2 separate regions of the Homo sapiens genome follow, and region 2 is linked to region 1. A link is a loop called in an ENCODE intact Hi-C map of the cell type or tissue named here. Cell type or tissue: Caco-2. All regions are shown on one strand. Each heading gives the region's core, and the rest is flanking DNA. Links, peaks and the distances in the headings are about the cores only. Region 1 has its middle 160 kb from the start of STT3B. Region 2 has its middle 150 kb from the start of MIR466.

What was found. Hi-C counts contacts between places; a loop is a spot of excess contacts. Peaks named below come from ENCODE experiments on the same cell type or tissue, not always from the same donor. Only the 100,000 strongest peaks of a DNase experiment are listed, where the experiment ranks them.
Region 2: a loop joins it to region 1, with 4 times the contacts of the local background. A loop is called at or near these places in 1 of 110 quality-filtered maps.

What each region holds. Positions count from the first base shown.
Region 1 is chr3:31,368,264-31,373,648 of GRCh38, forward strand. No RefSeq gene overlaps it. Among named protein-coding and RNA genes, the nearest start is that of STT3B, 160 kb to the right of the region's middle. In Caco-2, for the core only: no CTCF peak of the experiment used is centred there; a DNase peak (open chromatin) is centred at 2,608.
Region 2 is chr3:31,309,798-31,315,182 of GRCh38, forward strand. No RefSeq gene overlaps it. Among named protein-coding and RNA genes, the nearest start is that of MIR466, 150 kb to the left of the region's middle. In Caco-2, for the core only: no CTCF peak of the experiment used is centred there; a DNase peak (open chromatin) is centred at 2,314.

The DNA of each region.
Region 1 (5,385 bases), core at 236-5,235:
CATTTGTGTGTATAGAACTTAACATATTCAAAAAGAATTCAAATTAAATTAAAAATAAATGGATGAACTTAAAGTAATTTACCCTGTGGATATAAGCATGTATGTGCACAAAGACATATACATAAAAGATATCCATTTTGTCACTGCTCTTAATGGTGAAAAAAATGGAAAACTATCCAATTCAACTGGGAAATGATTAAATAAATTAAAGCATATCCACTGAGTGGATACTTTTCAACCATTATAAAGAACTCTACGAGAACTTGTGTGGAATGACCTCCAAGGTGTTGTACTACAAAGATATGTATGTATGTGTGTATGTGTCTGTTTGTATATATAGACAGTTATGTTTATATACACATATATAACTATGTATTTGTGTGTATGTATTTTTCTTTTCTTTAAGGCATTGTTTATGGATAGATAGACAAAAAATTAAAAATACTGGTTACCCCTAGAAAGGGGAACTGAGTGATGAGGGGGTAGAGTAGCAGAGAAACCCATTTTCATCTGCCAATGCTTTTGCACATTTTAAATTTTGCATCATACACCTGTGTTACCTTTTTAAAATAATTCATTGATTTAAATTTCTTAAATGGTTAAGAAAAGATCATGCATTGGTACAGATGTGCAGTCTGTACAGCAGTACATACTCTCGGGTTTGTATTAACTCTCCTGCTCATTATCTAGCCTGAGGGAACTTGATCATCCAGACATTCTAGAGTGCCACGTTGGTCCCTATATTGATGATGTCTTGCCTGAAATTGGAAAATAAAAAGTACTTTCTACTCTGGAATAATCTAAGTAAGACACAGGCATGTCAGGGGATGAAAGATAAATCCCACTGAGCCGGGTATCTCTTAAGTGATGTTCTCAGGGATGCATGGGTCTGGGACATGGTGGCATAGTCCCTTTAAAGTGAAAGACAAATTTCTATACTTCGTGCAACCCACCACTAAGGAGCCACAATAATTGTTGGGACTTTTTAAATTTTAGAGGCAAAATACAGCATGTTACCTTTATAAAATAACACATAAGGATGCCATTATTTATTGGGGCCCAGAGCAAGAGAAAGCTATATGATAAGTACAGGATGCAATACAAAGTGTTTTGCCATTTGGGCCACATGGTCCAGCAGTTACAATGGTACTCAGGGTGCCGTAGCAAATAGAAACACAATGAGACTTCTGGTAAACTCCAATAGGAGAATTCAAGGACACACTCACAGAATTTAAAATGCTTTCTTGCCTTCTTCAGTCAATAATTATTCTGATTTTGAGACATAGCTTTTGGCTCACTAATATACCCTAATAGAGACTGAGCATCCAACCAAGGGGTATCAAGTGACCTTGGTGTCTGACCTACCCAACATTAACTTCTCATCATTATCTGACCCACCAACTGTAAAGTTGGATGTACACAGCAGCAATCCACGTGGTTTATCCAAGATCAGGCTCAACCAGATTTTGAAGCCACAAGTAAGTTGCATGGGCTTAGACTCCCATGGTAACCACTCTTGCTGCATTGTTGTTTATGCTCAATCCATACCAACAGCCCCATGGAAGTTTCCTGTGACTATTTGACTAAGGAAGATAAAACTTAGGTCTGGTTTACAGATGGTCTATACAGTATTCTAGCCTGAGCCAGAAGGAAATATTGCTGACTCACTCTGAAGTGTGAAAAATATTGAAGAATCCATTCCTGGGCAAAACTTTAATAGCACATTTGATATCCACTTTGCCAGACAGAAATATGGTAAAAGAAATGGATCCACCTCGATTCTTGAGCAATGGCTAATGATTTAGCCACATGGTTCAGGAACTGGAAAAACAACTCTGTAAGAGGAATGTCAGTGGGAATGGTGGAATAAGGACCTCTGAAAATCTGTTTCTCCATAAAAGCAATGAGAACACTAGCAAATTGTAAAAATCAACTTTTTCAGAACTCTGGAAATTAACCAAAGGCTCATAACAATCCAAGGAGTGTTTATTCAAGAAAAAGAGCTGACTCAGTAAGAACAGCAAGCTATGTGATATTTTAACTTGCCCTATTCCCATTCCCCTCTCCTAGCTACCCAGAAGGCTTGAAAATAAACAGTTTGTAATCACAGCAAAAACTAGAAGCCTAGCAGCCACTGGAGGAAGCAGACAGGCACTCTCCAAAATCACCAATTCAGAGAATTGTCATTATTTGACCTCTCTGGCAGTTTCTTGGAAACTCTCACTAGCAGGTCTTTATATGACCTGACTGGAGCTCACTTAGTGTGAACAACCTTTTCCTTGAGGACATTTAGCAAAAACAATCAGCAGCAATTGTTTCCTATCACAGCTGCCTGAGGTGGCAATAATAGGCAATCAACAAACTGACCAAGAAACTTAAAAGGAAAAGCAAAGTCCATAAGGAGCTTTGAAAAGCGCTGACAACATCCTGGAAATTTAGAAGCCCATTCATAAGTTCAGGGCTGTCCACATGCCCAGGACTGCACACACAGCCAGAAAAAAACCTTGAGAACACTCCAAACTCTCATCTCTGGCTTATCTTGAAGTTCTGCTGAAGTCTGAAGTAAAGGCTACTGCTTGAGCATTGAAAGCATGTCCTGATATGCACACAGAGTTCCTCTGCAAAGGCTGGGAAATTTATTGGTTCAAAGCATTGAAGGAAGTCTCTATGCAATCATTAGCTAATCTCTAAGCTCATTGAGCAAAGACTTCAGCAGCCACACACAATAAAGAATGTAGACTTTACCAAATTAGTTCAGGAAAGTCACTAAACAAACAAATCGCTTCCATATCTCAGTTTTATGCTCGTGGAAAACCTGTTTTTCTTCTGCTTTTGAAAGTTCCAGACCTTTAACATTTCCTTCAGTTCCATGTATTTTCTGCATTGTCTTAGTCCATTTTCTGTTGCTTGCAACATAATGCCTGAAACTAAGTAATTTATAAAGAAAAAATTCTTATGATTCTGGAAGCTGGAAAGTTCAACATCAAGGGGCTGAATCTGGTGAGGGCCTTCTTGCTGGTGGGGACTTACTGCAGTGTCCCAAGGCAGTGTAGGGTATCCCATGACAAGGTGGCTGAGTGTGCTAACTGAGGTCTCCCTTCCTCTTCTTATAAAGCCACCAGTTCCACTCCCATGACAGCCCATTCATCTATTAACCAATTAATTCATTAGTCCATGAATGGATTAATCCATTCATGAAGGCAGAACCCTCATGACCCAATTACTTCTTAAAGGCCCTGCCTTTACTGCTACATTGGGGATTAAGATTCAATATGAGTTACGGAGGGGATAAACATTCCAACCGTAGCAGGGGTGATAGGCCTCCACTATTCTGTGTCCTTCTTTTCCCATCTGAATCTTAGCTGAGATTTCAGCAGTCTGGCCTGTTTCTTAATTGACCTTATCATTCCCTATTGAGAATAGTATGAACACTGCTTGCTGGAATGGTGCTTTCCTTCTGTTTGCTTTCACATTGCTTTTCTGGCCCAGACATTTGTCTTTCTAACTTATTCCTCTAGATTTTTTTTCTTTTGGGTTTCTCCAGAGTGTCTGATGCCAAGTCAAGGAATGAACAGTTTTCAAAGCATGCCATTTTCAAACAAAGCTTGTTTATCTTCACCTGCTTGAGTTGTATAATACCACTCAGGAGGCATCATCTCATCAGATCAATATCCAACTCAGGACTGACCTCAATTTATTTTTATCTTGCCTGGCTCTCTAGTAGTACATCTTATTTGCCCTGTGAGTTCCCCTGGGGGGGATCATAATTCCATAAATTTTCCTGGCAGGTTTCGTCAGGCACAGGCAATTCCTGCTTCCCCATCTATGATAACTGTACAATTTTCCAATTTGCGACTCAGTGCCTTCAGTATTTTATCCTGGCTTCTCAGGCTTCCTCATTCACATTTGTCCAAATATTGTGCGTAGCTGTCTCAGTCCTCAAGGGGTGCTTACCCATGTGTTCTTATTAGGGAATATCTATCTGCAGTTTTATAGAGATATTCCTCAATAGTTTCCTAATTTCAGGAACCCTCTAGAGAATCACACTCATCTCCTCCCTGAGATCAATTATCTTTTCTGATCTTAGAGCAGTTGTATAGCAATCCCTTCATCAGACAGGAGCAGCTAGATAGATGTGCTTCTCCTGTCCAGTTTCAGATATGTCGAATTTGGCCTCCAAGAACTTCTTCTCTTTCATATTTGTCTAGACTATATGCTAAGACTTTAATCATTTTCCTAAAGAAACGTCTCCCTTCTCCCCGTTAATCAGATGTCTTCCTTTATTTTTATTTCATTCTTCCACTTGCTCCTATTTTAATAGTAAGATCAACACATAATTTAAATAAATTCAGTTCCTCCTAATTCCCTGAGCAAACCTGATTATTAAACACAAAGTGTTATGAAGACAGACCTTTATATTGTCTTCTTTTATTCTGATGGGCAGTAATTATTTATTTTCTTCATCCCAAGAAAATGTCCCACCCCTATTTAACAAAAGCTCCCAATTCAAGTTTATGATGTTTGGTAAAACCCATGACCCTTCTCTGTGGGACTGTAAGGCTTAGGTCTCTAAAATCTGTATTGAGATCTAACCTCATGTAATTAACAAAAAGCCTCTCAAAAGACAGCACCATATAAATTCCTGTCTCTGACCATACCCCTGAGAGTAGAGAGGAAACAGAAAAAGATAGCTCAAGCCAACTCAGAACCTCACTGCATATCTTCAACTACATGTCAGACTTTCAGGGAAAAAAAGAGCTTAGTGCCAGTTCTGTCAGTACTATAGAACCTTGGAATTGGGTCTGGGCCAGGTCACTGCCCTAGAGCCACCATGCCTTGGCAGTATCACGTACACTTACCTCTGATCTGCTCTTGATGAAGCACTGGTCAAAACCAGCACTGTTGGGCCAGGTTTCGCTTCTGGAAACTTGGCTCTAGCAAGTCTCCTCTCTGTAGTCCCATTTGCAGCAGTGTCATCCACCTATCCCTGCACGGACTCCAGGCCAAGCTCTTTGCCACCCCGATTCCGCTACTTTGGGTTCCATTTCTGTCATGAGACGGTGTGGTACAGTGATAGTGGTATCACTACTAACATCAAACTGTTATTATATATATGTTATTACTACATGTTTTTTATAAAATAGTTATACATTTTTTAAAATCAGTTCTTTTTAAAATCAGTTCTTTTACAATAAAATTTACTTATTATATAACATTGTGGGGTTTTATTTACAATAAAATGAAAGCTCCATAAGGATAGAAAGTATGTCTTTCTGTACCACTGTATCCCCTGCATCTAGAACAGTGCCTGGCCCATCATAGATGCTCATTAAATATTTGTTGAATTAATAAGTGGTTAAGAGCAGAGATTGGTGTCAGAATATT
Region 2 (5,385 bases), core at 299-5,298, 58 kb before region 1:
TTCCAAAGACTTTGTACACAAAAATGTAAAATATCTTATCAAAAATTTTGATATTGACATCTTGAAATTATAATATTTTAGTTGTATTGGTTTAAATTAAATCTTATTAAAATTATTTTCACCTGTTTCTTCTTACTTTTTATTTTTATTTATTATTTTTTTTTGAGACAGAGTCACGCTCTGTCACCCAGGCTGGAGTGCAGTGGCAGGATCTTGGTTCACTGCAACCTCTGCCTTCCAGGTTCAAGTGATTCTCCTGCCTCAGCCTCCCGAGTAGCTGACATCACAGGCACCCACCTAATGCCCAGCTAATTTTTTTATTTTTAGTAGAGACAGGATTTCACCATGTTGTTTGACCTCCTGACCTCAAGCGATCTGCCTGCCTTGGCCTCCGAATGTGCTGAGAAGATTACAGACATGAGCCAATGCTCCCAGCCTATTTCTTCTTACTTTGTTTTAACATGGCTACTAGCAAATTTAAAATTACATGTGGTTCCTATCAGACTTCTATTGGACAGTACTGGCCTTGACAAAGGACCTACATTTAGTTTGAAATTATCTTAGACTGAAAGTGAATTGCTAACAAGTGTTAAACTTGATAAAATTATTTTAAAACTGTTCATTTTCTTCAACAATTCTACCAGATTTAAGAAAGAATTGGTTCAAACTCTCTTCTGTATTTAAGCTGATAATGCAGGTTCCCCTGACCTCTTTTATTTTACAAATGACTTCAGAATGGTCAAGTCCCAGAATCTACAGTATCTGTGCATCACAAAATGTTCTATTGATCTTGAAGTCTGAATTTTTTGTGTTCAACAGAACTGCATCTAATTTTTAAAGTTTTAACTCCTTTTTTTGTTTTTTGTTTTTTTGTTTTTACATTTTGTAGACATAGGAACTTGCTATATTGCCCAGGCTAGTCAAACTCCTGGCCTCAAGTGATCCTCTGACCTCAGTCTCCCACAATGCTGAGATTGCAGTCATGAGCCCCTGGGCCTGGCCTAATTTCTTTTTTTCTGCATGTCACAAATTTTATTCAAATATGTAGAAATTATCTTCGTTCCAACATATTGTGAAAAACTTAAAACACGCAACTAACATGCATACAATAAGAAGAGGAAAGACCTAGATAACTGGCTCCAACAGACTGTATCATTTGAAGTGAAGGGAGTGAGATCTAAACTACAGACCAGCCCCTCACCACATTGTCCCATTGTTTAAATATAAGCTACACAGAATAATATACGCAGCAAGGAGAAGCTGGAGACAGGTTGGATGGTTGCCAAATGCCAATTTTCTCATCCTAAAGAAGGCACCTTGCATCTTTATTATTCTAGTTTTCAACAAGCAAATAAAGGGTTCCTAGCTAAGAATGTGCACTAAATACATCTACTGGAGAAAAATAAGAAATTGAAAAAATATTAAATAGATGAAACAAGTGATAAGACAACTTTAACCATGTGTTGCTGAATCACCTCTGTAATCATTCTGTTCTTCGTGTTTTTCATTAAGGTTTTTATAAATGACACAATAATAGATTTTTTTGTCTGCCAACTCTCTGCAAAAATTAAGATGAATTTATAAAAAGTTTTCAACTTCTTAAGTACAAAGTAGAGAATGTTATTTTGAGAAGAAGTACACAATCAAAGGCCATTGGTAGGAAAAGTACAAGTTCTACCTAGAAAGGATGTTCAGGGACAGTTGGGTTAGCCACACCAGTAGAATGAAGCTGTTACCAGAAAGGGGTCCCAATCCAGACCCTGACAGAGGGTTCTTGGATCTCACCCAAGAAAGAATTTGGGGCAAGTTCATAAGTAAAGTGAAAGCACATTTATTAGAGAAGTAAGGAGATGAAAGGATGGCACAGGCAGAGTAACAGCATGGGCTGCTCAACTGAGTACACTTATAGTTACTTCTTAATTATATGCTAAACAAGGGGTGAATTATTCATGAGTTTTCCAAGACAGGGGCAGACAATTTCCGGAACTGAGGGCTCCTCTGCCTTTTAGACCATACAGGGTAACTTCTGGATGTTGCCATGGCATTTGTAAACTGTCATGGCTCTGATGGGAGCGTCTCTTGGCATGCTAATGTATTATAATTAGCATATAATGAGCAGCGAGGAGAACAGAGATCACTTTCATGGCCATCTTGGTTTTGGTGGGTTTCGGCCGGCTTCTTTACTTCACCTTGTTGTAAAGAGTTTTTACAGGGTCCTTGCAGAGTCTTTGTGACCTTGTGCCACGCTTCTATCTCATCCTGTGACTAAGAATGCCTAACCTCCTGGGAATGCAGCCCAACAGGTCTCAGCCTCATTTTATCTAGACCCTATTCAAGATGGAGTCACTCTGGTTCAAACACCTCTGACAAAGGCATCAAAGGCCCCTTGTCCTCAACATGACCTTTCCAGAAAAATGCCTTTTCCTGTTCTCATTATAGCAGATAACATCAGTGCCCCTCAGATCTCTTCAGATCAGATCCATTTTTACCGTGTTTATGTTCCTGCCTTCAGTGTGTGTGTGTGTGTGTGTGTGTGTGTGTGTGTGTGTGTTTCCAGCAGACAGCACCTGATGATCTTTCTTGGATGGCTGCCCTTAGACTACTGAAGCCCATTTTGCCCCCACGGACAGAAAGTTTAAAGTGCCTGATAATTTTTGTGCTTCCACCCTTGACCCTTCACCAATGATGCATGGGTGTGGGCGCCTTAACTAGGGACAGTGCTGAGGCAGATCTTCCCCTCCAGAGCTCACATGCAGACCCAGCCTGAAGCTCTTCTCTGTAGAACTCTGAGATTGTGCAACTGCTTGGTTTTTCTCTCCTTTCCTGTCCTGCTGCCTCACTCTCTTACTGGGTTCCCCTGGGAGCATTTCCTGAAAATATCACTTGGCACACAAACCAAGGCAGCTCAGGGACTGCCTTTGAAGAACCTAACCTAAGATATCCATCAACCCAGATCCTCTCATCTCTAAGTGCAACAGGCCTTAAAATCCTAAGTGAGGAGGGACACAGGCCCCCACTCCACCTTCATATTAGGGATGTTCAGCATGGGCACACTATGAACTGTCTTTCCATTACTCTAAGGTGACCACACATGCTGGTATTTGCTATCCATCCCAAGGGAATAAACAGGCATCTCAGATTAAAGTTTTAAGAAGGTTTCTTCTGGATTTTCCTACCGCCACAACCACTACAAATCATTACGTGAGCTGTGACGTGTGGAATTGAATTACGACAGTTAAAATTCGCTAAACTTTAGCAAAAGAAATTTTAGAACCTTTATCATTAATTGGACTTGGAGCTAGAGGTAAGACTGAGATAAACAAGACAATTTTTTGAGCCTGAAAAGGTACAATTACCATAGACCAGGGCAGGACAGATGCATGATTTATGTTCCAAACCACTTGAAGCAGGTATGAGGAGCCCAAGAGTCGGGAATGGTGGCAGAAGGAAAGGGGCTGGCAGGGAAGGCAGTTATCACTCCTACCTCTCACATTGTAGTCCAGCAGCATTGGCATCACCTGGGAGTTTAGCAGAATTCAGTCTCAGGCCCCACCCCACGCCTACTGAATTAGAATTTTATTTGTATGCACATTAAAGTTTGATGTGTTCTTACCAGCCTCGCTATCACTTTAGCAGCTACATACACATGATCATTGCACTCTGGGCTTTCTCCCCTTTCAGGCAGGCTTCCCTAGCACCTGCCAACTACCATTTGGAAGGGACTGTTCTAACCCACCCTCCACTCTCCTTTACCCCCACTGGCCTTTTCTCATTGGCTCCATTGCTGAAATGGCCAACATTATTCTCATTGCCAATATCTTCCTTGCCTCATGGCCTTTATCTGTGCTGTTTTTCTGCCTAGAACATTCTTCAACTGGCCAACCCAACTCTTCGATCAGGTCTCAGCTTAAACATCACTTCCTCCTATCACTCACTCTAATATAAGTGCCCCACCATTCTCTCTTGTGGTCCACAGTTCTTTTCCTTCAGAATAGTCATTACAATTTGTAATTAGAAATTAGCTATCTACCCCACCCCCCAGATTGTTCAGGGTGGAACCATGTATGTTTCTTCACTGCTGTATACCTGGCATCTGCACAAAGCCTGAATCACAATAAGGACTCAATAAATACTGTTCAAATGAATAAATAATTAAAACCAGTTTCTTTCCTGCAAGACTCTCAGATGCTAATAAGCCTCATCAATCTCCAAGAGAATAGTAAAGTATTCAGTGTTTCTCAAACTAATTTGTCTCTGCAGAAAACCTATTAATGTTGTAGGGAACAGGGTTCTACAGAACACAGTTTGGAAAATCCTGGGGTAAGTAAAGGTGAGAGAAGGGAGTGTTTCTAAAAGTCAGAGCATCACAGAAATCTAGGGAAGATAAATATATATATATATGAGTACTTACTTTTAGAAGCTCTTAGAAGAGAAGCACTATAAAGATTATACTGTGTTCCCATCACATTGTATAAATCGCCCAAATCTTGGTGTGAAGATCCATCCATCAGTGAAGACAACCAGAGGAGCATTACAGACTCCAGAGCCATCAATGGAGAGATAGAAGAAGACCTGAATCCCCGGCTACTACCACTGTAAAACAGCAACATTTTTAGAAAAGCTACATTATAATCATTTCAAAATTAATTTGCTGAGTCATCTTTCCCTGGGATCACCACACAGTACAAATATGTCATGTCAGTCACTAAAAGGGCAGAAATAAATTATATTTGAGAAGAACACAAAATGAAGGTGTTCTGGTTACTGTTGTTGGGTAACAAACTGATATAGTTTGGCTCTGGATCACCACCCAAAATCTCATGTCAAATTGTAATCCCCACATGCCAGAGGAGGAGCCTCATGGGAAGTGACTGGATCATGGGGATGGATTTTCCCCTTGCTGTTCTCGTGATACTGAGTGAGTTCTCACGAGATCTGATGGTTTAAAAGTGTGTGGCACTTCCCCCTTAGCTCTTTCTCTCTTTCTCCTGCCACCATGAGAAAAAGGTCCTTGCCTCTCCTCCACCTTCTGCCATGATTGTAACTTTCCTGAGGCCTCCCAGTCATGCTTCCTGTTAATCCTGAAGAACTGTGAGTCAATTAAGCCTTTTTCTTCATAAATTACCCATCGCAGATAGTTCTTTATGACAGTGTCAGAACAGACTAATGCAGAAAATTGGTGCCAGGAGAGTGGAGCACTGCTATTAATATAAAAATACCTGAAAATGGGGAAGCGACTTTGGAACTGGGTAACAGGCAGAGGATGGAACAGTTTGGAGGGCTCAGAAGAAGACAGGAAGATGTGGGAAGTTTGGAACTTCCTAGAGACTTGTCAAATGGTTTTGACCAAAATGCTGATAGTGATATGGATAGATATGGCCAGAC